Linked DNA regions of Homo sapiens: region 1 is linked to region 2. The links are chromatin loops, found by intact Hi-C in ENCODE. Cell type or tissue: HCT116. All regions are shown on one strand. Region 1 overlaps RCOR1 (REST corepressor 1). Region 2 overlaps LOC105370680 (a long non-coding RNA gene).

Region 1 (2,500 bases), 130 kb after region 2:
GGCTCTGTCGCCCAGGCCGGAGTGCAGTGGTGCGATCTCCACTCACTGCAAGCTCTGCCTCCCGGGTTCACGCCATTCTCCTGCCTCAGCCTCCCGAGTAGCTGGGACTACAGGTGCCTGCCACCACGCCTGGCTAATTTTTTGTATTTTTAGTAGAGACAGGGTTTCACCGTGTTAGCCAGGATGGTTTCGAACTCCTGACCTCAGGTGATCTGCCCGCCTCAGCCTCCCAAAGTGTCGGGATTACAGGTCTGAGCCATTGCGCCCGGCCAGGTATTTTTTTATAGCAGTGTGAGAACAGACTAATACAATAGCCATCATGTAAAATACAGTTTCCATTTTGAGCCAGGCACTTGGGTAAAAATGAAGAGTAGGTAAAAGACAAGATGTAGTTCTAATTTGAGCTTGTCATTTAGTATTTGAGTAATGCCGCATAATGGCTGTGGGTTTCCGATGACACACACCTTTTCATGATGTGGGTGGCCTAGGGAGTAGTGTGTTTGTTGGAACCACAGTTCTCTGCAGAGGGAATATGATTAAGTCTGATCTTTGTAATTTAGAATTAATGAGGCCAGGCGCACTAGCTGACACCTGTAATACCAGCACTTTGAGAGGCGAAGATGGGGAGGATCACTTGAGCCTGAGTTTGAGACCAGCCTGGGCAAGATAGTGAGAACCTGTCTCTACAAGAAAATAAAGAAAAAAATTTTTAAAAAAAGAAAAAAAATATAGAATTGGTATCTTGGCCACACCTCTTTCCCTGTGGTTGAGTTTTTTTTTTTTTTTTTTTTCCTGTTCTTTTCCTTTTTTTTTGAGACAAGATCTCTTCGTCACCTAGGCTGGAGTGCAGTGACATGATCAAGGCTTGCTGCAGTGTCAGTCTCCTGGGCTTAAAGGATCCTCCTGTCTCAGTCTCCCAAGTAGCTGGGACTGGAGGTAGGTGACACTAGCCTGGCTCACTTTAAAAACATTTTTTGTAGAGATAAGGTCTTGCCATGTTGCCCAGGGTGGTCTCAAACTCCTGGCCTCAAGCCATCCTCCCTCCTCAGCCTCCCAAAGTGCTGGGGTCTCTGGCATTCACCACCGCGGACAACCTTTTTTTTTTTTTTTTTTTTTTTTTAAGCTAAATTTTGTTGAATATTTGGATAGGCAATACAGGCATATGGTACAAAATTAAAAGATGCAAAAGGGTTATGCACAAGAGAAGTACATTTCTTAGGCATTCCTGGCCTTCCATTTTCCCTTCCTGGAGGCAGTTTTCTGATTTATTTTCTACAAGGATTCTGTTTAAATACTGGAGAATATCTGACCTGTTGTACTTTACTTTAGAATGGCAGGAAGCTGAATGACTCATGGGCATTTTTCCCTTTGTGAAGCTCATTGACATTCCTTCCTCTCAATACCTTAACTATGGCATGTTTTATAATTTGCTTTTGTTTTTGCTTTATCACAGTATTTTCCTATGTTTTTTATAGTCTTAATTTTTAAGCACTGCTTTAGGTATCTATTAATAGTTCAGAAAGTTGCGAAGATTACAAGCTCATATTTGTGAAAGTGTCTGGCACATAATAGGTGATCAATAAATATTTCCTTCTAGCTTGTCTGTCCCCTATCTCCCACTGGTTGTATGTATGAAACAAAAAAATGAAGGAGAAGGCTGAGCATAGTGGCTCATACCTGTAATCCTAGCACTTTGGGAGGCTGAGGCGAGCGAATTGCCTGAGGTCAGGAGTTAAAGACCAGCCTGGCCAACATGGTGAAACCCCGTCTCTACTAAAAATACAAAAATTAGCCGGGTGTGGTCACAGGCGTCTGTAATCCCAGCTACTCAGGAGGCTGAGGCAAGAGAATTCCTTGAACCTGGGAGGTGGAGGTTGCGGTCAGTCGAGATCGCGCCACTGCACTCCAGCCTGGGCAACAGAGTGAGACTTTTTGTCACACACACACACACACACACACACACACACACACACGTGAAATAAACCTATGAACCAACTAATGCAGTGGATTCCAAAATTAAGATTAAGCTTGTGTAAGTTGTAATGTTTCTTGATGTACCCATTTATTTGAGTGGAAACAGATTCTTTTCATTCTTTGAAATCACTTTGCTGAGATTTTTTTATTTTTTTTATTTTTTTTTTGGAGACAGAGTCTCGCTGTGTCGCCCAGACTGGAGTGCAGTGGTGTGATCTAGGCTCACTGCAACCTCCACCTCCCGGGTTCAAGCGATTCTCCTGCCTCAGCCTCCTGAGTAGCTAGGATTATAGGCATGTGCCACCACACTCAGCTAATTTTTGTATTTCAGTAGAGGTAGGGTTTCACCATGTAGGCCAGGCTGGTCTCAAACTCCTGACCTCAAGCGATCCGCCTGCTCAGCCTCCCTGAGTATTGGGATTATAGGTGTGAGCCACGGTGTCCCGCCAAGCTGAGACATTTTTAAGAAAATGTTTCTGTTTTTTTGTTTATTTGTTTGTTTTGAGATGGAGTCTCACTCTGTCAC
Region 2 (2,500 bases):
TTGCAGTGAGCCACTTCACTCCAGCCTGGGTGAAAGAGTGAAACTCTGTCAAAAAGAAAGGAAAGAGGAGGGGAAGGGAGAAGGAGGAAGGAAGAGAGAAAGAAAAAAAGAGCCAGAGCTTGAGCTAAGCCTTCAGATGGGCTGTGGCAGGAAGGAAGGAAGGAGGGAGAAAGAAAAAAAGAGCCAGAGCTTGGGCTAAGCCTTCAGATGGGCTGTGGCTGGAAGGAAGGAAGGAAGGAAAGGAGAAAGAAAAAAAGAGACGGGAGGGAGGGAGGGAGGAAGGAAGGAAGGAAGGAAGGAAGGAAGGAAGGAAGGAAGAAAGAAAGAGAAAAAAAGAGCCAGAGCTTGCGTTAAGCCTTCAGATGGGCTGTGGCTCAGCTGAGACCCGGTCAATGCTGGAGGCAGCCCTGAACCTTCCCGGTTTCAGCCCCCAAACCCTTGGGGCCTGTGTGTGGTCCCAGGGCCCCGGATACGCGAGCCTGGATGTGTGGCGCCGAGTTGTTTACAGAAAACTCTCCGTGAGGGAACGAGGCCTATTTTCAATGATAAATGCCCCAAATCACAAGTAGTTCAACCCCCAAGTCTGAATTCTCCCAAACTGGAGAAATCGGCTTATTTCCAATAACAAGCTCCAGGCTCAGGGGAGGCCAGCCCAGCCGCGCAGGTGAAGCTGCAATTAGTGCAGGGCAATTAGGGACGCTCCCCGTTCGGGTGGGGCCTGGCCCACGGCGGCGCTTCGGGAGGGAAAGGCAGAGAGGGTGTGCGCCAGCCCCAGCCGCCCACGAACCGCTGGGAGCAGACCCCTCTCTCTGGCCTGGAGGGGACACGGTGCCACTGACTTGAGCCTGGAACCAAAGGGCGGGGTACCCATGCACCCCTGTGCTGAGAGATTCGCTGAGAGCCGCGCAGAGGGCCCCAGAGTCCAAACAGGACACCCAGGATTGAGGCGAGGTTAGGAAACGCACAGTACCTGAGGTCCTCACTTTCAGGGCTCCCTGAGTGATGAAAGGGGGGCTGGGAGAAGGCAGAGGCTGCCCGGGAGAGAAGAGCAGCTTTGGGGGGTTCTGGGTCCCCGCACCCCACCCCGCACTAACCAACTCCCCCAGCCCCAGATAGAAGGGGAGCTGGGCAGGTTCTGGGGGGTCAGCCCCAGGCAGGACCGCTCCCCAACACCCTTCCCTTGGTTACCCTCAGGTATGGAGTCCAGAGTGGAGTCAGCCATGCTCAGACCTTGACCCCCTTTTTTTAAATTTAATTTTTAGTAGAGATAGGGGGTCTCACTATGTTGCCCAGGCTAGCCTCAAACTCCCAATCTCAAGCGATCCTCCCCCCTTGGCTTCCAAAGTGCTGAGATTACGGATCTGAGCCTCCACGCCTGCCCTGAGCCTCGCCCTGCGGCTGCCTGGGCTCCTCCCCGCCTCCGCCCCGGACCACCAGGGGGCGCTGTGAAGCCTGAGACTGGCCGGGCTTCACCTTGGACCCGCCAGGAGTCCCTGCAGGAGTTGGGAGCCCCGCCAGCCACAGCTACTTCCCCGACCCTCCCGGCTTCCCACCGCTGATTGGACCAGGCATGGGCATCTGACTGAGGGGAGCCTATCCATAGGCTGGCCAGTGATCTATCAGGGCTGGCCTAGTGAGAACACGGCCAATCAGATGCTTTCCTGGAACCCGGGGCCAAAGCTGCCCCAGGGGAGTGTGGTAGCCGCAGGCAGAAGGGCTAGCCCGGAGACAGGAGGGGGAGGTCCGAGGAGGGGATCCCGGCGAGGGAGACGCGGGGCGAGTGGCCTGGGCTCCTCCTTGGCTTGACCCAGCTTAGACTTTCTCAAACCGAAGTCATTCTCGCTGGCTCCTGGCGACTCTCATCCTGTCCGCTGTCACCCTTTCGTGATTGACCTGAAATCACTTCGTCACTGCAGCCGCACCCTAAGCATTCATCTCATATCTGTGATGTTTGCTGTGCTCCTTATGTTTGCTCTAATATGGGTTAAACCAAATTCAACACCATCAAAATAATGTTCTTCCATTTGCACACCCACTTTCACAGTAGCAGCGTTCCCAACAGCCAAAAGGTGGGAGCAGCCCACGGGTCCACGGACGGGTGAAGGGGTGAGCAAACAGTCTATACGGACAGTGGAGAGCTCTTTAACCGCAGAAAGAAGGAAATTCTGCATATGCTGCAACATGGATGAAAGGTGAACCCTGACATTATGCGGAGTGCAATAAGCTAGTCACAAAAAGACAAATACTGTAGGATTCCACTTACATTCTGTGTCCAGAGTAGTCAAATTCAGAGAGACAGGAAGTAGAATAGTGGTTGCCAGGGGCTGGGAGGAGCCGTGAATGGGGAGGTATTGTTTAATGGGTATGGAGTTTCGGCTTAGATTGAACTGTACGCTTTTTTTTTCCTTCCTTCCTTCCTTCCTTCCTTCCTTCCTTCCTTCCTTCCTTCCTTCCTCCCTCCCTGCCTCCTTTCTTCTTTCCTTCCTTCTTTCTTTTCCTT

Evidence for each region. Peaks named below come from ENCODE experiments on the same cell type or tissue, not always from the same donor. Only the 100,000 strongest peaks of a DNase experiment are listed, where the experiment ranks them.
Region 1: a loop joins it to region 2, with 2.5 times the contacts of the local background. A loop is called at or near these places in 2 of 110 quality-filtered maps.

Annotation. Positions count from the first base shown.
Region 1 is chr14:102,654,016-102,656,515 of GRCh38, forward strand. The region is part of intron 2 of RCOR1 (REST corepressor 1); the gene reads left to right. Among named protein-coding and RNA genes, the nearest start is that of RCOR1, 63 kb to the left of the region's middle. In HCT116, no CTCF peak of the experiment used is centred here; no DNase peak of the experiment used is centred here; H3K4me3 peaks cover 879 bases; H3K27ac peaks cover 1,205 bases.
Region 2 is chr14:102,523,217-102,525,716 of GRCh38, forward strand. It overlaps LOC105370680 (a long non-coding RNA gene), which reads left to right. Exons shown (of 4, transcript XR_944239.2): 2 at 2,045-2,192. Among named protein-coding and RNA genes, the nearest start is that of ANKRD9, 15 kb to the left of the region's middle. RefSeq lists a silencer at 1,327-1,626. In HCT116, a CTCF peak has its summit at 1,440 (motif pointing right); DNase peaks (open chromatin) are centred at 1,575 and 2,265; H3K4me3 peaks cover 1,352 bases; H3K27ac peaks cover 1,594 bases.